2 separate regions of the Homo sapiens genome follow, and region 1 is linked to region 2. The links are chromatin loops, found by intact Hi-C in ENCODE. Cell type or tissue: PC-9. All regions are shown on one strand. Each heading gives the region's core, and the rest is flanking DNA. Links, peaks and the distances in the headings are about the cores only. Region 1 overlaps SLC25A46 (solute carrier family 25 member 46). Region 2 has its middle 15 kb from the start of EPB41L4A-AS1.

Region 1 (3,520 bases), core at 441-2,940, 1.4 Mb before region 2:
GTTAGCATAGGTCTTCAATTTATTTAACCCAGATTTTCAAAGAAAGTATAACTATTTTATTGTTAATCAGAGATGCAAATGTATTTGTATGGTGATAAGCAAACCCAAAAAACCTTAGTGACATTGAAATGTAGTCCTGAAGGCACTTAGTGATTTTACAACGGTAACCATTTTTGTAGATTAGAATTTTATTCTTCACTTTTTAATTTTTTTTTTTGAAGATTGTGAATTGGAAATCCCCCAGCTTGCTGGCTCCCTCAGTGGGACATTCCAGCACATTATTACTTAGTGATGTTCCATTCACCTTGAAAACCACTACTTGCCAGGACCTGGCCCATAAGGGTTAGGTAAGTCCCACCTTGATATTATTTTGAATAACTATATTTTGCAGGCTTGCAAAGTTGTAATATTACTATGTCTAAATATTGGTGATAGGAAACAACTTTGCAAAGCTGTATAATGTTTTTTTTTTTTTTTAATAATAAAAGGGACTTCACTCACCATTGAAGACTGGCCTAACTCTGCTGGATGGGAAATCTGGGAATTGATATAAGAGGATAGTAACAGAAAAGTTACTTGCTCAAATATCACTAAAAAGGCAAACTATGGAATGGATCCCTCATCCTCAATTTTAAGTTTTAGATTTATAGGCTGCATTAGCTATGTGTAGGTAGATGTCCAATCTATTTTCTTTGCAGGCTGTCCTTGTTTTATCATTTGATTTTTTCATCTCTGTTGAATAAAGCATCCTACGTTACAGATTTCTGAAGTTAATATTTTTAGGCTGTAGGTATTAATAGTTGAAAACCTTAAAAAGATTATTCTAGCTTGACTATAAATTATGTTGACATATTAAAGCAGATATTAAAAAATTTAGTATAAGCATCTTGTTTCAGTATACTGATAAATTTGTTTTAATTTCTATAGCCTAACTTACGTGGTGGCAATGCCTTTTTATTCAGCAAGTCTGATTGAAACAGTGCAGGTGAGCTTTTTTTTACTGTCATTTTTTTTTTATTTAAGAATAGTTTTTTGACTATTCAGTATATTGTAGATATCTAACATTTCAGCAGAAAATTTTAAGACTATGTCTTAAAATATTTATTTTATAAATATCACAGTTATATCGCACGTTGCTTGTCTGTATATTTCCATTGGTATCTTAAGTCACACTTCTAGTTTTAATTATTTTTGTCCTTTCCATAGGCAACTATACTCTTCATTTAGACATCTCAGAACACAGCCTATAACTTGCTCTGAAAACAAAGAATCTATAAACTTTTTAAGGCCCTTACATACAACTCAGATGGTTATGGCTTATCATTGGACAGTAAATTAATAATTACCTGAGAATAAACATGATGGATAATCATCCGAACAGGAAGCAGGTTGTCCCCACAGGTAGTTTACTGACAGGATTCTTTTAAAACATGCCTTTAAGTGACATTTGATACTATTGGGTGTGGTAAATACTACAAAGCTGAAGCAATTTTCTGCTAGCACTTGAAATTCTGTTTGCTTGTGTTACTATTCCTAACCACATGGTGGCGCTTCAAGTACATTTAATTAAATGTCTTACCCTCCTTCCTACACTTAAAACTGTAAGATGAAGGTAGTTTTTACTTCACCTGTATACAAAATCCAACTATTTGTACACCTGTCTTCTATTTCCACATCAGATCCTCTAGCATATTCTTTTCTCTAGTATATGTGAGTGCCCTCTCTGTAAAAACTCGCACTGGATCAGCCTTTGCTCTTCTAATTACTCTTTTCTACCTTGTTTCTTTTCTGGCTGTATCATTCATCTTTGATTTATGATTATTATTATTATTATTTCTGTTAGAACTAACTTCAGTTAACTGAAGTTAGTGTCTTGCGACCCAAATCATACTTTCCCTTCCCCTTGCATTTGGCATTGTGTTAAATAAATGATGAATTTTTGTATGGTGCTATAGAATTTACAGAGTTGTCACTTGTATGAGATAGCCTCATTTTAAAGGTAAGGGAAAAATGTCAGGAAGGTAATTATTTAAGGAAAAACAACTAAGCAGAATGATTTATTGGGGAAAACAATTTTTAGCTTGAGACAGACCCATTATCACATTTCTCTGCTTAAATTAGACCTGGGACTTTAGACAGATTTCTTAACCTTTATAATTTTCTTATCCATAAATTGTGAATAGTATTTTAATAACTGACGTGTAACATTGAATGAGTTATTTATATAAGTGCCCGGCTCACTATGTGATAGGGTTTTTTCTGTGTATGTGTTTTTTTTAACCCAGTATTTACTCCTTGTTTCCTGCTTCAAGTTCCACTTGCTAACTCCTTTTGATCTCTTTTGTCTGCTTTTCTAGAACTCTTTTTTCTTTAGATTTCTCTCTCTTGAACATCTTTTTTCAATAATGCCTTTGCCATCTCTTGTCTTATACCTTAAGGCCCAATCCTTGACCCTCTGTTTTTTATCCTATACTCATTATTCTGAAAGAGCTAATTTATTCACAGGAATCATTAGCTCTAATCTCATGTGAGTTAAATCTTCAGACTCAACTTTTAAAAACAATCTCATCTGTCCCTCTAAAAATTAGCTTCCTTTAGAACCTCTTCTCCTTGGCAATATATTAGTGATACTATTGTTATCTTCACACTAAAGATTCAAAACTTTAGTTTTTGTTTTAGGAAAGTTTTTTATTTTTACATTTCTTTCATCCTTCATAATTACCCAGTCATCATGAACTTTGTAGTTATCTATTTCTTCATTAAGAATCCTTGAGGCCTAGGTGGGCGGATCATGAGGTCAGGAGTTCGAGACCAGCCTGGCCAACAGTGAAATCCCATCTCTACTAAAAATACAAAAATTAGCCGGGTGTGGTAGTGGGCGCCTGTTGTCCCAGCTATTCAGGAGGCTGAGATGGAAGAATCGCTTGAACCCGGGAGGCAGAGGTTGCAGTGAGCTGAGATCACGCCACTGTACTCCAGCCTCGGTGACAGAGTAAGACTCTGTCTTAAAAAAAATAAAAAAGAAAGAAAGAAAGAAATCCTTGTACTAGTCTCCACATTTTAAAAGTCAATACTCATACAAGATTGTTTTCAAGTTGCAATACTTATATATATCCTTTTACTGATTAAGGATTCATATTGACTCATATTCCCTAAAATCAACTTCAGACTTCTTATTATAGTTTTAAACCAAGGTTTTAATTACATCACTTTACCTTTCAGATTTGCAGATTATCTTAACTGCTAAACTTTTAAAAAAAATGTATCAATTGTTTATTGAGTACTTGCCTATATCAGGTACTGTTATAGACCCTGGGGATACAACAGCAAACAAAACCAAAATGCTCTGTTCTCATAGCACTTATATTCTTATGGGGAAAGTAGACATAAACAACTAAATAAAAGGTATATTTCATGGCGATTAACTGCTAAAGAAAGCAAAAATAAAGCAAGGAAGGCAAATAGGATGTGTAATGGGTAGGGAGGGGCGGTTAATATTTTTTTAAGAAGATAAGTAAAG
Region 2 (16,620 bases), core at 8,394-10,893:
CATGGTGGCAGGAGCCTGTAGGTCCAGCTACTCGGGAGGCTGAGGCAGGAGAATCGCTGGAACCTGGGAGGTGGAGCTTGCAGTGAGCCGAGATGGTGCCATTGCAATCCAGCCTGGGCAACAGAGCAAGACTCTGTCTCAAAAAAAAAAAAAAGAAAAAAAAAATGTTTCCTCCAAAGTCATCTGCCTCATTGACAACAGTTTTTGTCTTAAAAGTCTGTCTTTAATTTTATAAACTGACATGATTTCTTATTCTGCAATGAGTGCAGATTGCTCTAGTCCTTCAGTAAGCCCAACATGCATTTTCACCATGTCTATAGGCACTTTTCTGCAGTGTTAACAACATCATCTTCATCAACACTATTATCACAATCACTTTCATTCAGAACCATTTTGGCTATAGTCAATGAGTGAACAACTGGAGCCTCACAATCAATATTAAAAACTTTGATATCCACTTCTTCCAGCTTGCTGATGGACTCTGAAGGTATTTTTTTGCATATGTAAAGAGTTCAGAGATCATTTTTTCTTATTTGACATACAGAATTTTTCAAAGTTGTCACATTGTTCTCCACCACCACTAAACGTAGTCACAGGCCAGAGGTTGCGCCAGGCATATACAACTGTGTCTTTAGTCACTTTGTTCAAAGTGTTGGTAACAGCATATATGGACAGCATCCTTCATGCTAAACTGTTTTTGAAAACCTTCACACACTTGCCTCTGTTCACCACGCTACTATGCTGTTCAAGAAATGTATTTTTCATTGATCTAAGGATGCCCTGGTCATATGGTTGAATTAATAAATTACATTTGGAGAAAAGTACATGGCATAAACAACATTACTTTTGATGAAAATTTTAGCTGAAAGCTGAGCAGAACAGTTGTCAAGGAATAATACTGGCAGTCAACATCCAGTCCAGCTTCCCTACAGTGAGCTTCAGCCACTGGTACAAATTGTTTGTGTAACCAATGAGAAAAGATGTCCCTGATGATCCAGGCTTTTGGTTAGCATAATAATGAACTAGTAAGAAATTGACTCCTTGCAAACAGCAAGGACACAAGCTTTTGCCTACACAGCAAGTGTACATTTATGTGTGTGTGCTGCATTAACACATCCGAGCACAGATATTCTGTTCATGGTATCTTTCATTCCTCTAGGGGCTTTCTCATCAGCTGTAGTCGTTGTCTTTCTGGGTCAATAACATCAAAACAGTGATGTTTCATCAGCATTATAGATTTGTCCTAGTATTAGATTTTCATCAGCAACAACCTTTGGAAACTCGTCAATGAATTTCTCCACTGCTTCATGAGCAGCAGATGTTTTATTACCACAAATCTTTAATGCCAAGTCTTTTCTTCAATGTCTTAAATTTCTGCAACCAGCCTGTTGAATATTTACAGTTCCTTTCAACTTGCAGTTCGTTGTGATAGATCTTTGCTTGTTTCCTGATTACCATACCGCTAAGTGGCACATGTTCACTGCAGTGCTGATGGATTCACTCTGTTCACACATGATCAAGATCTTCATGTTCAGCTTTATGCAGTGTTTTTCTATTTCTCATTAACTTCTGTCCACCACTTTCCACATAGATCTTCAACAGTTTATCCTTCTGTTTCTTAGGTCATATGTGGTGGTCATTGCAATACTATACCCTTCTGTAAAATGTTTCACACTTATACTGCTACCTGGTCTCTTCAACAGCTTGACTTTCTGTGCTATGGATAAGTAAAAATGCTTTCTCTTTTCCTTACCACTGTTGCCCAAGGGGTATAAACAGGCGGTTTTTTTTTTTTTTTTTTGACATTTTCAACAATATCTTCACACCACAGAGCATAGAATAAGCAAAAAAAACACAGTAAGGAATGCACATAAATCTTGGCCTCACATAGGGCATTGGGGGGAACCTGCCAATGGCATGTCTGGCCTGCACATGTGCCATTTTATTACACTTCTTTTGTGTGCTTGCATGGAGGAAACTGGGCATGTACAGAAAATATATATTGCAGCTGAAGAGGGCTCAAGTCTCTTTCTTCCCTTTGGGATGCTGAATAAACTGTGTGTGATGTGATTGCATTTTGACCGGGACCTAGCACATAAGGACAGATATGAAATTTTTCACTTGTGGCATCATATTGGCATTCAAAAATTTCAAATATTGAAGTGTTTTGAATCTTGAATGTTTGGATTAGGGAAAGCTCAACCTATAGTCACTTTCCTGTAAGAAAAACTGGAAAACTCTACCTTATCTAAGTGGTCAAGATTAACATCACCAGTGATAAGTCATGTGGATAGGTATACTATATTCTCTAATATGATGTGATGAGAAGGGCACTTCACCTCTGTGATACTCTCTCCCATAACCCACAGCCTCGTCTAATCATGAGCAAAACAGCAGACAAACCCATAGTGAGGGATATTCTTCAAAATACCTGACCAGTACTGCTTAAGACTATCAAGATCATGGAAAACAAGGAAAGACTAGGAAACTATCACGGACCACAAGGAGACTGTGGAGACATGACAACTAAATGCAATGTACTACCCAGGATTGGATCCTAAAACAGAAAAGGGATATCAGTAGAAAAACTAGTCTTTTCCCTTTTCTCCCTGCATTTTCTCTTCAGTGTGTCTCTTATAAGGATACTTGTCATTGGATTTAAGGCCCACAGTGGACAACCCAAAATAATCTCATATTGAGATTCTTAACCTAATTACATTTACAAAGACCTTTTATTTTCAAATAAGGCCACATTCACAGACTCTGGGAGTTAGGATATGAACATATTTTGGGGGCCACAGTCCAGCCCACTACAGATGTTAACATTAGAAGGAAATTTGTAAAGCATATACAAGACCTTGCTATACACTCTGCAACTTTTCTGTACATCTGAAGTTTTTCCAAATTAAAAGGGATATTTTAAAAAATTAAAAATAAATACATATATGAGCAAAGTTCGCCTATGATATAAAAATTCAGAAACTCAAAGAGTAAAAGGAAGCCACCACAGATGGATATCTCTTTGTAGACAGCAAAATTGGAGGCAGCTGTTATCTATAAATTTGTAAAGAATAATACTTAGTAACAATAATACTGTAGAAAATACCTGAATTATATTCTGGTTTTCTACACATGTCTAAGCCACTAAAGACGAAAAACTATCCTGACTTTTCAAATATCTTCAACTAAACTTGAAGATAAAGGATGTAAAATTGTTTTAATGTTTGGTTACTATTCTTCCTTTTTTAAATTGCAGATTTGGAAGGAAGTCAACTACTGCAAAACTATATATATATATATATATATATATATATGCAGATTCAACAGCTCTTTCATTTGGAGTATGTGTCACATTACAGTAACTATATTATATATATATCTATATGCAGATTCAACAACCCTTTCATTCTGAGTGTGTGTAACATTACAGTAAAATTCCAAACTTTACAAAATTTTCTCTAATTGATTTAGTGCTTTGAACAAATGCAAGTTAAGTGGTTCCAATGGCTGGCATTTTCTCTATATTTATCAATAAAGTAATTGCTTCAGCTCAAACCTGTAATTTAAAAGCTTAAATTGATTAAGCAGGGTTGCCCTTCCTGAACATTTTTTTGGTCACCTTTCTGAGGCACATTTGTATCTAATAGATACTGATCTGAGGGTTTCTTTTACTTTCATTGGGTTGTTTTCCTTAATATTATAAAAAGATCTATTGTCTCAAATGGTCCATATTGAAAAGTGATTTGGGTTTATATAGAATTCTTATTCTTATGGTTAGAATTCTGTACCTTTTTGATGTTAGGGAAAGAGGTCTGCAGTTAGGTGACAACCAAATACCAAATATCAAACATGGAATATAGTAATGTCAGGTACCACAGCCCTAAGATCCTGGCTTGACTCTAGACCAAACCTTGCTGACCTAGAGGCCGAATGGCCACACTCTCTTTTCAGAGTCATCCAAGGCTAGCATGCAGATGAAGGCTAACAGAACAGAGGGGAAACTGATTCTCCAAATCCAAGATTCTGTGTGGCTCTGAACACAGAATGCACACCTTGTCTTAAAACAAATCACTTAAGAAACCTGTCAGGGAAAGTGTAATCCCAGTCTGGTCCCCACTGGTGATGAGAATACACTGCACTTCTTCCCATACCCCCATCTCATCCTGACCACCAGATTCCAAAATCAGAAACTATTCTGGTGTTTAAAGTGGCACATTTACCAAAATGATAAATAAAATGTGAACATTTAAGATATTAATGATGCTTTAAAACTATACATATCACCTTTTCCCCCAGTATTCAGCTTATAACTCATAAAACAATCTGCTTTCCTTACCAACCCATAGATATCCCTCTGCTTTTCCTCCTTTAATTCCCTGTCACTGTTTCCCTCAAACCATTTGAACACTCCCTTTTCTCATGTCTGTCTCCCAAAGGTGAGGTCCCAGTCATCTCGCCTCAAGCCAAACGATCTCTGAGATGTTCCAAAATGTTCAGTTCAGCTTGCCTTGTGTTACTTTCTGAAAGAAGTCCCTAGTCAGTTGCAGGAAGAAAGTTCCTGGCAGTTGCCTCCTTTTGTTTTCCACCATCTGTTTTATTCTGTACCCTCCTGATCTTGCTTTCTTCCCAGCAATTTGTGCATTTCAGTCACTGAATTTCATGAGATAAAGCTGCCTAGGTGACCACCCTCCTCCCCCAACAACACCGTGAGAACTATTCTAGAAGAATAAATGTAACACTCAGACTTCCAAGTGAGACATGAAAGGAGGATTTGAGCCGAATTATTTTTGTAGAAGCACAATGTGGGGCATTTGCTTAAGGAGCAATACCAGACTCTCTGTGCCTTGTCTCTCTTCCCCATATTTTACCCTTTTGAGTTTCTTTGGAGAAGGCTGGCTCTGGGATATGCACAGAGCCTTATACACTAGGTTCTAAGACTCCTCAACTTAAATAATAGCCACTTACCACTACTCCTCTCCTTCGAATCCCACGGGATGGAGTTCCACTGTCCTGCAGCTCTCTTTCTTCTGTCTGTCGACAGCTTTCTTTTTAGTGTATAGATCCTTTCATTCACCATCTTCTGGCTTCCCATTTGTCTGAAGTCAAGTTCCTGTAAGCACCATTTAAGAACTTCCTAGGTACTGCAAGTTATTTTAGCTAGTCTTCTAAAATAGCATCTGGTAATTCAAATGATACTGTGCTACAAGATGAAAATATGAACTTCATTTTATTGTGGATACAAATATGAGCAAAAATGCTTATGGGTGTGGGTCAAGAATATACTCATGGAAAGTTAATACCTTTATTACAACAAAGAACTTTTTTATAATAACTTAGAAGTCATTCAAAAGTAATCTAAGAACAGATTTATTTTAGAAACTAATTACACTGTGACATCTGGACTGCACAGATCAATCAGCAATATTAGAAAGAAGTGTTGAAAGAGAATGAGATTTTCGGTCAGAAGATTAAGGCCCAAATCCTGTCTCTGCTGCTTTCTAGCTTTATGACCTTGAGTAAGTTTCTTAACTTTTGAAGTGTATGCACATAATACCTTTCATAATAGAATAGTTGTGTTCCCATTGTTTCCATGCCTTTCTATATCCACTCTCCTTGACTTTTCAGTTCCTCTCATTAAGAATAGAGACTATTTCCTCATTCCTTGAAACTGGGCCAAGAAAATGCTTCAGAAGTAGTTGCGTGCCAGTGCCAAGAGTGAGCCATGAGAGGATTCACATGCCTCCACTCACTCATTTGGCACCTGCTTGAAACTAGCTAGGGTTAGCCTGCTGGAGAGGCAATATCCACTCTTGTGTGCCCAGGTGACCAAACTCTACACCTATGAATGAGGCCACCCTAGACTAGTAAGTCCTAGAAATCTGCCAACTTACCGCAGACTCGTTAGCAAGCCCATTTATGATCACCTGAGCCTGGTCCAGACCACAGTTACCCAACCAAGACAAAGACTTGTGAGTTAAACAAATTATTGTTTCAAGCCACTCAGTTTCAGGGCAGTTAGTCATACAGTTATAGCAAACTGATACAGGTACTACATAGGTTGTTGTGAAGATTAAATGAAAAAAATATGTAATGCACTTACTGCAGTGCCTAACATATAGTAGATTCTTAATGGATTGTTGCTACTTTTATTATCATCATACCAAAATGATCTGTTTTTATGTTAATGAAGTAATAGTTCATGACAGTGCTTTTTCTAATATTTCTTTCTGAAGGCTGTATTAGTCAGGATATAAATGACAAATACAAATCAACTTAAATTTTAAAAGGAGTGGTTCATTAGCACTGATGTCAGACAGACTGAGATCCAGACCTCAATATCACCATTTCTCCCCTATCTTCCCTGTCTCTCTTTGTGTTGGCCTCATTCTTACTATTGCAGACAGGCTTTCTCTACAAGAGATAAAGTCAGCCATCCTCAGCTATTCTTCTAGTGCCAGGAACATAGAAGCAACAGCAATTTTCCCTATTGACTCCAATATAGAAAAGTCCCAGACAAGGGCTCCAATTGGCCCAGCTTGAGTCACGTGTTAATACCTGAACCAACCACAGCAGCCAAGGAGGTGGGGCTCTCTGTCCACATCACTTCATGTGCTGACCCTGTATAAACAGGGAGAAAGCAGAGTCTGCACTGAAGACATAGAAAAGAAGGGGGAAATGTGCTCAGTTGCCAAAGACAATACTACCAGAAGCCTGGAATAATAAATTATGCTATGGCCACCCTCCAATTCACCCCTTATTATCACTGGACTGGATCTTTGGACTTGAAGCCTATAGTCCACTAAGGCAGAAAATAAACTGCCTTCAGAAACAGAATTCAGGGCTCTGTGCCTACTTTTCTCCCTATAATCATTCCTTAAAATTATTTTAACCACCCTGATATGGAGCAGCCCTGGGAATATGAGGGAAATCAACCCAATAGATATGTACTTTTAAGGAAAAGCATTTTATTATACTTAACTTCCCATTCTTTTACCAACATACAAATATTCTTATTGCACTCTCATAGAGCTTTTGGTGTTCTAGACACTGAGATTTTATTTTATTTATTTTGAGACAGTGTCTCACCCTGTTGTCCAGACTGGAGTACAGTGGTGCAATCACGGCTCACTGCAACCTTGACCTCCCAGGGCTTAGATGATCCTCCCACCTCAGTTTCCCAAGTAGCTGGGACTACAGGTGTGTGCCACCACACTCAGCTAATTTTTTGTAGAGATGAGTTTTGCCAAGTTGCCCAGGCTGGTCTTGAACTCCTGGGCCCAAGCAATCTGCCAGCCTCAACTTCTTAAACTGATGGGATTACAAGTATGAGCCACCGCGCCTGGTCTTGGTTGGATACAGAGATTTTAGAGGCTTTACTGGCCATGGCTGAATTTACACCTAATCCTCAAAGATGATATCTTTTGTGAGCTGGATCGTAGGATTGTAGAGATAGAAGAAAACCTAGAGGTCATTTATATCTAAATTGGGTGAAAGTAGCAATGACATCCCAGGTGATAGACATTGGGGCCATGGGTGTTGCAATTGTTGCTACTGCTGTTATAGTTGAATGTGTGACATAAATGTCACATGTATGAATATGTAATCTTGTGCCCATGCCCCACTTGAGGTTATAGCACCTAGAATTGAAAAGAGGGTAGTCCAGCCTGCAGGAGAAGAGGGAGGGGATCCCCTCACTCCTTTGCCATGCCACACTTTTTAATCAATGAAACCTAAGTTAACATTAACTTTGTTTAAAAAAAGTAAGTTAATTCTGGCTGTGCGTGGTGGTGACTCATGCTTGTAATCCCGGCACTTTGGGAGGCCGAGGTGGGCGTATCACTTGAGGTCAGGAGTTTGAGACCAGCCTGGCCAACATGGCGAAACCCTGTCCCTACTAAAAATACAAAAATTAGCCAGGCGTGGTGGCACAAACCTGTAATCCCAGCTACTTGGGAGGCTGAGGTGGGAGAATCACTTGAACCTGGGAGGTGGAGGTTGCAGTGAGCCAAGATCACATTGCTGCACTCCAGCCTGGGCAACAGAGTGAGGTTATATAAAGTGTGGTTCATCTTAATTTGATAACGGAGATTTTATGTAAAATCTCTTCTGCACCACCATTTTAGAGATCTTACTTGAAGTGCTGACTTGTCAATGACAGAGATACTGAAGAAACTGCTAAATGAATGCTATTTGAGATGGAGATTTTGTATTTTTATGAATCAAAATAAATAAATAAAAATAAGTTAACTCTGCTGACAGCCATTGTACACAACTGATTTATACTATCTTCACTGCCAACTACATTTCCTGTCTTCTTCAGATTTGTCACAGCTACTTATCCTGTATACATGCTATTGACTTTAGGACACATGTAGTGGCCTTTACATGTAGTCTCTTTAAAACAATTCTTGCTATACTACCAAGTTTAACCAGCCTAAGACTTAGGATCTTGATTTGACCATTTAATTTATTCTATTTAATTTCACATCATCCCAAATTTGATAAACGTGCATACAACATCCTCAACCAAATCACTGTAAAAAGAATTAAAGAAAAAGGCCAAGAACAACCCTAGACACATTCCTCCATTTGATATCAATCTATTAAATAGCTATTGAGACAATTATCAATATACATAATTACACTTACATCCCAGCCCCAATATCACTTCATCCAGAAGTGTATTATGAGAGACCTTCTGAAGTGCCTTGTTCAAACTCAGATTTCCAAGTTCTCTGCCCTTTCTAGGTCTGGAGGTCTGGACACCCTGTTAAAGAAAAAAGTTTGCTGTGACAAGTGTCAAACCCAATCTGGCTTCTCATGAAGTAGGTGCTACTGCCTCTAGGGACTACTCACCCATTCATCTGATAGGGTCTTACAGAATCGAGACCACATTCACTATTGTAGACCAAAGTTTATTGAAATTACTACTCCCCCTTTTTAGAAATGTCAAGCATCGCGATCCTCAAACTTCTGCCTTTCAGCCATTCTTGGGCTCACCATGATTTCTGGGAAGGTTTCATATTCTCAATTTCAAGTTCAGAAATATAACTCACCCATTTGACAGACTTCAGATCTCTAATGGAACAGCTGCAATTCTCTTTCAGTGGCTAAAACCAAATACTAACATTAATACATGAACAGCCCACTCATTAGAAACCCAGGTTTTGTGTTTAGTGCTGTTTGAGTAATTCTGTGTCCCACAGGAGCAGAGGATCTTCCAACGCTGTTTGCGCTCCCCAAAGACTCTTGCACCATCAAGCTAACAGCAAGGTTACTGACGGAAACAGATTTTTCTAAAAATATCCTTGGCAATGTGTGGACATGAAACACATGCCACATATATTTAGTCATAAAAATATAAAAAATTTATTTTTGTCTAGCAACTATTTATTTCCAGATGTGTGACTAAGCACAGCAACCAAATCATACCTGACTTAAAAAAAAATTAAGACCAGTCGAGCTGCCTAACCACAGAAGAAAGGTCTATTAATAATTTAACCCTCGTTGCTACTGGCAAGCTGGCTGCAGACTGAAGCACCAGCTTTATCCTCCTGGTTAGCTTAGAACATAGAGTCTGCAGTACAGGAATCTTACCACTCAAAGATGTTTCATACTTGTCTGAATTGGAATGCATAAGATGTAACCTTAACAGGTCTTTTCTATTAATTAGACGAGACTTTTATTTAAAGAAAAGCCTCACCTTGGAAAAACAAGTATGAAAAATATAAAAACCAGGTTTAAAACACCTGGAAAATGTGGTGATTCTACTCCAATATGACTATTCAGTTGTTCATTTATTCCAATTAAAGTGTAATCCTGTAATGTGTAAAGTGTAATGTGCTGCTCTAAATTAGTGTGGGTTTTGTGCTTGGCTTGTACTGCCACCTGGTGGTTTTCTACATGTAGTAACATCAGACCCAGGAATGTCTTGAATTAGTATTCATTTAGCAGTCTATTCAGTATCTCTGTCATTGACAAGTCAGCACTTCAAGTACGATCTATAAAATGGTGGTGGAGAAGAGATTTTACATAAAATCTGTGTTATCAAATTAAGACAAACCACACCTTATTTAATCACATCATTTTTATGTGAACACATTTAGCATAAAGATTAGCAAATCTGAGCCGGGTGCGGTGACTCACGCCTGTAATCCCAGCACTTTGGGAGGCCGAGGCAGGCGGATCACCTGAGGTCAGGAGTTCGAGACCAGCCTGGCCAACATAGTGAAACCCCTTCTCTACTAAAAGTACAAAAATTAGCCGGGTGTGGTGGCATGTGCCTGTGGTCTCAGCTACTTGGGAGGCTGAGGCAGTAGAATCACGAACCCGGGAGGCAAAGGCTGCAGTAAGCCAAGACTGCACCACTGCACTCCAGCCTGGGCAACAGAACGAGACTCTGTCTCAAGAAAAAAAAAAAAAAGATTAGCAAATCCATAATGAAAATTCCATAAGAGAAAAAAATTTAAGGGTAATTACACCCCCAAAATAAGAAAAAAATGAATGAAAAAGACAAGGCCTTTCCAAATATAGGCCTACCTGGCTTTTGATAAAAACAGGCCTAGCGCGGTGGCTCACGCCTGTAATGCCAGCATTACAGCATTTGAGACCAGCCTGGCCAACGTGGTGAAACCTTGTCTCTACTAAAAATACAAAAATTAGCTGGGCAAAATGGCACATGACTTTAGTCCCAGCTACTTGGGAAGCTGAGGCAGGAGAATTGCATGAACCCAGGAGGTGGAGGCTGCAGTGAGCTGAGATGGTGCCACTGCACTCCAGCCTGGGTGACAGAGTGAAAAAACAAAAATAAATTAAAAAATAAACGCAAACACCAGAAAATTGGGAGTTAAATAGTATTACTATAATATAATAGTATTACTATATAATATAATAATATAATAGTATTACTATATAATATAATAATATAATAGTATTACTATATAATATAATAATATAATAGTATTACTATATAATATAATAATATAGTTTAGTAGTATTACTATACAAAAGTAGTTTCCATAGGTTTCTTTGATATGTTTTAGAATTCATGTTTCTCTTTTGTGAAATGTCTCTTTTTGACTTTGGCTCTGATGATTTCCCAGTGTTCATATGGATAAATGTGAATATTTTAAAATTAGGGTTATATTTCTTTTAATTACATTTATTATAAGAATTTTACCAATTGATACATGGAATTTTCTTTAATTATTACTTTAGTGACAGAACAGTTTTAGATTTTCCCAAATCAAGACTACCAATTATTTTCTTATTCCATTTTTTTATTTATTTTTTAAATACATTTTATTCTGAAAGGTAATATTTGTTTTGAAAGGTAACACTTTCTCATGGTTCAAAAGGGAAGAAAAGTCTCTGTTACTTCATCATTCATTGTAACCAGTTTCTTGCCACCTCTGAGAAACAGCCATTGATTTTTATGTTTAGTAAGTTTTTTTTACAATAAAATATTTTCACTTAGCCTTTCTATCGTGATTTTTTCCATTTAATTTTTAAACTACATAGACATTATTTTGCTTTTTAATATCAAGTAAATCTCTTTTTTGTTTTTTCCAAATGGCAAATCACTGTTGCCAGCAATGTGTGTTGGATAAGTCCTCCCTCCTCTGCTGATTTGGGATATTTACTTTAAGACTAAGGTCCAGCATACACTAAGAACTGTTTCTGAGTTATATCTTCCATTTCATTGACAGGGAATGCCTGTGCAATTACCATGCTAATTTAATTATCTTGTAAAATTCAGAATATTTCATATCTAGTATTTTAAAAGGAGTTAATACTCCTTCACTACTATTTTTCTAAATTGTTCTGGGTGAATTTGTGCAGCAGCAATAGAAAAAGAATTGTTCTGGCTATTCTCATCATCTTATTATTTTAAACGAACTACTGAATATAATTTTGTCAGGTTCCCAAAGAATTAGATCAAGTTACTTTAAGAAAGAGACTCTGGCCAGGCACAGTGGCTTATGCCTGTAATCCCAGCACTTTGGGATGCTGAGACAGGAGGATCATTTGAGGTCAGGACTTGAGCCTGACCACATGATGAAACACTGTCTCTACTAAAAATACAAAAATATTAGCCAGGCGTGGTGGCACGTGCCTGTATTCCCAGCTACTTGGGAGGCTGAGGCAGGAGAATCGCGTGAACCTGGGAGGCAGAGGTTACAGTGAGCTGAGATCGCGCCACTGCACTCCAGCCTGGGCAACAGACCGAGACTCCATTTCAAAAAGAAAAAGAGAGACTTTGTGAGCACTCTAAATTATGAATTATTTTGGAAAGAATTGTTACGTTTATACATAGCTTGTTAGTTGAAAAAGCAGGATTAGTGATAAGCCCTTCTAATGTTCTTAAACTGGATAGTTTTTCAAGGAACAAATTGAAAAAACCTCAAAAGGTGCTTTGTGCCTGCAATATGGCAGTAGAGCTACGCAGAGAAATCCTATAATTCAGAACAAATAAAAATACTGGATAAAATATTTTAAAATATTGTTCTAAATGCGTGTCTGAGTTGGCTGAAAAATATGGGACGTCCTGAGAGGCCACAAATAAAAAATAACAGGAATCCAAAGCAAGTTCTGGAGCTGGGATTTGCCTGGGACATTTGCTCACCCCAGTGGCTTATTGCTTAGGCTTCATAGGGCCACTTGGGAGTTAGGAGATAAGACATGAGGCCTGTGCAAAATGTGATAGGATTATGACCCACGCATAACGTCTGTTCCCTGAAAGGTAACATCCTCAGTAAGTGAATGGAAAGGAGGGAGATCACCCTACAGAAGAGAAACAGTAGGGATGATTAGCCTATGTAGTATGAAAAATGATAAAACAGGGAGGAAAGTTTTCCTTGAAAATGACTAACACCAGCCCTCCCTCATGTAGGATGGGGTAAGAATTTACACTTATGTGTAGTCTGAGTGCTCCCAAGTCAGTGATACTCCAAGTACTCAGCAAAAACAAACATAAAGGCTTTCTAGAGGAACAGACTCAAATGGTTATCACAAATTAATTTCCAAACAACATCAGTTCACATTGAAAAAGAAAATGACAAACCCACGAGAAAATGGGCAACAAGTGACAGTCAGCTAAAACAGAGTTAGACCCTGTCAATCAGAGTATCAGAGTATTGAATAGTGTGTTTCATCTATTTCAAGACATAAAAGAGGGTGCATAACAAAAAAGCAAAAGATATCCTAAATTACCTACATCTTTGAAAAAAAACAAAGGGAACTCCTAGAAAAATAATGTATAATAACTGACATTAAAAACTCAGTATTAACAGCTGAAAAGAGAATTAGTGAGTTGGAAGATAAAGCTGAAGAAGACAAACACCAAGTCTCTGATTCAGGAATCCCAGTTAATCATAGCTAGGTTAAATAAAAAGAAACTCACATCTACTCATATTGTAATAAAATTCAGATCATCCAAGAAAAAGAGAAGAAAAGACAGATTATTTGGCAAGGAACAACCATTAGACTGACCTGTGACTTTTTCCATAAAATGTAAGGCATATTCATTTTATATATTCACTCTTATTATAGGAAGTAATAGTTTCAAAGTGCTGAGAGAATACAACCATTAATTTAAAATCATGTACCCAGCAAAATCCCTTTCAAAAATGAGAGTGAAACAAAGACATTTTCAGACAAATAAAGGCTATGAGAGTTTAGCATGAGTAGACCCTCACTAAATGAGCCTATAAGCAGTGTTTCTCAAACATTAATTTGCATATGAATCACCTGGGGGGTTTGTTAAAATATAAATTGCTATTCATTATGTCTGGGGAGGGATCTGAGATTCTGCATTTCTAATAAGCTCTCTAAGTGATGTTGATGCTGATGGTCGAAAGATTGCAATTAGAGTAGAAATATTTTCTAAAGTATATACTTCATTAAGAAAAAAATTATCTTGAATAGATGGTCTGAGATGCAGGAGAGAATGATGATCAAAGAAGTGGTAACCCGTAAAAAAAGTATTTAATGACTATAAATCGATAAGAATGTCAAATTTGTGAGTTTAAAAATATACAATAATAGAATTAAAATACTGAACAATAGCCCCTAAGTGGGGTAAAGGGTAGCTAGCATCAGACATTTCTAAGGTCCTTGTTTTTTTTTTTATTCAAGAAGAGGATAAATATATATTTATATATATTTGTATATTATTTTATTTTTATTTATTTTTGAGACAGAGTCCTGTTCTGTCGCCCCGACTGGAGTGCAGTGGTGCAATCTTAGTTCACTGCAGCCTCAACCTCCAGGGTTCAAGTGATCCTCCTGCCTCAGTCTCCAAAGTAGCTGGGACCACAGGTGTGTGCCATCACACCCAGATAATTTTTGTATTTCTTGTAGAGATGGGGTTTCACCATGTTGCCAAGGCTGGTCTCAAAATCTTGAGCTCAGGCGATCCACCTGCCTTGGCCTCCTGAAATGCTGTGATTACAGGCATGAGCCACTGCACCCAGTCCCATATTATTTTATATATTTAGTCTTTTTTTTTTTCTTTTGAGACAGAGTTTCTCTATTGTTGCTCAAACTGGAGTGCAATGGCACGATCTCAGCTCACTGCAACCTCCGCCTCCCGGATTCAAGCTATTCTCCCGCCTCAGCCTCCCTAGTAGCTGGGATTACAGGCACATGCCACCACGCCTGGCTAATTTATTGTATTTTTAGTAGAGACAGGGTTTCACCATGTTGGCCAGGCTGGTCTTGAATTCCTGACCTCAAGTGATCCGCCCACCTCAGCCTTCCAAAGTGCTGGGATTACAGGCGTGAGCCACCATTCCCAGCCATATTTAGTCTTTCTTGAGTTAGATATGCAAGTTAAAATTTGAGAATTCCTGAAAAACTATAATTTGGCTACATATAACTTCCATACTATGACAGGAGAAAAATATTAAATAAAAACAATTTTTAACAAATCCAATACAAGACCAAAATATAAAAAAAGAAAAGAGAAAAAAAAACATAGAAGAAAGAGAGATGAAATGGAAGAACAAAATAAAATGGTAGAAATTAAAACAAAGGTATAATATTTACATTAAATAAAAGTGAACCAAATATTCTAAGTAAAAGATTATAAAACAGAATCTTTTAAAAATCCAATCTTATGATATTTACATTACTGCTATGGTCTGAATGTTTATGTCCCTCCAAAATTCGTATGTTGAAATCTAACCTCCAAGGTGATGGTATCAAGAAGTGGAGCCTTTGGGTGGTGATTATGTCATGAATGGGATTAGTGCCCTTATAAAAAGGCTTGAGGGAGCCTGTTAGCCCCTTTCACATTGTAGGGATGCAGCAAGAAGGTGCCATCTGTGAGGAATGGGCCCTCACCAAACACTGTGGCACCTTAATCTCAGATTTTCCAGCCTCCAAAACTGTAAAAAATAAATTTGTGTTGTGATAAATTACCCAGTCTAAGTTACTTTGTTATAGCAGGAATGGACTAAGATGACAATGACATAGCTATACTATAAGGACACAAAAATGGAAAGTAATAGGAGGAAAAAAGATAAAGCACACTAATACACACCAATAAAAGTTCATGTGAAATCATGAAGAAAAAAATTCTCGAAGCAAAAAAAATTACCAGATTCAAAGATTACATATTAATGGAAATTTAATTATCTAGGAAGATATATCAATTGTATGAATATGGATGCAATATAATAACATAATTTCAAATATATACAGGGCCAGGTGCAGTGGCTCATGCCTGTAATCCCAGCACTTTGGGAGGCTAAGGCGGGTGGATAGCTTCAGTTCAGGAGTTCGAGACTAGCCTGGGCAACATGGTGAAACCATGTCTCTAATAAATACACAAACATTAGCCTGGCATGGTGTTGTGGGCCTGTGGTCCCAGCTACTGAGGAGGCTGAGATGGGAGGACTGCTTGATCCTGGAAGGTGGAGGTTGCAGTGAGCCGAGATCAAACCATTGCACTCCAGCCTGAGTGAAAGAATAAGATCCTGTCTCAAAAATTTAAAAAAAAAGAAAAAGAGGCCGGGCATGGTGTCTCACGCCTGTAATCCCAGCACTTTGGGAGGCCAAGGCGGGCGGATCACGAGGTCAAGAGATGGAGACCATCCTGGCCAACCAACATGGCAAAACCCCATCTCTACTAAAAATACAAAAAATTAGCCTGGCATGGTGGCATGCGCCTATAATTCCAGCTACTCGGGAGGCTGAGGCAGGAGAATTGCTTGAACCTGGGAGGCGGAGGTTGCAGTGAGCCAAGATAGCGCCACTGCACTCCAGCCAGGGCAACAGAGCAAGACTCTGTCTCAAAAAAAAAACAAAAGAAAAGAAAAAGAAAAAATATACATATATATATAGAGAGAGAGAGAGAGAGAGAGCAAAAAATGACAGAAATACAAGGAGACATTAACAAATCCATATCATAATGGGAAACCTTAAAACACACAATAGCTGATAGATCAAGCAGATTACAAATCAGTAAGGATATAGAAGATTGGAATAATATGGTTAATAAGCTAGATCCAAAGGACATATTATGGAACACAGCATACAAGTAGAGACCACAGAATATTTATAAAAAGTAACCACCTATTATGACCCAAAACAAATTTCAAAAAATCAAAATCTTAT

The links. Hi-C counts contacts between places; a loop is a spot of excess contacts. Peaks named below come from ENCODE experiments on the same cell type or tissue, not always from the same donor. Only the 100,000 strongest peaks of a DNase experiment are listed, where the experiment ranks them.
Region 1: a loop joins it to region 2, with 14 times the contacts of the local background. A loop is called at or near these places in 12 of 110 quality-filtered maps.

The regions. Positions count from the first base shown.
Region 1 is chr5:110,755,775-110,759,294 of GRCh38, forward strand. SLC25A46 (solute carrier family 25 member 46) reads left to right here. Exons shown (of 8, transcript NM_138773.4): 7 at 928-985. Among named protein-coding and RNA genes, the nearest start is that of SLC25A46, 19 kb to the left of the region's middle. In PC-9, for the core only: CTCF peaks have their summits at 1,550 (motif pointing right) and 1,755; no DNase peak of the experiment used is centred there.
Region 2 is chr5:112,137,232-112,153,851 of GRCh38, forward strand. It overlaps a transcript of EPB41L4A not described here. Among named protein-coding and RNA genes, the nearest start is that of EPB41L4A-AS1, 15 kb to the right of the region's middle. In PC-9, for the core only: a CTCF peak has its summit at 9,899 (motif pointing left); a DNase peak (open chromatin) is centred at 9,880.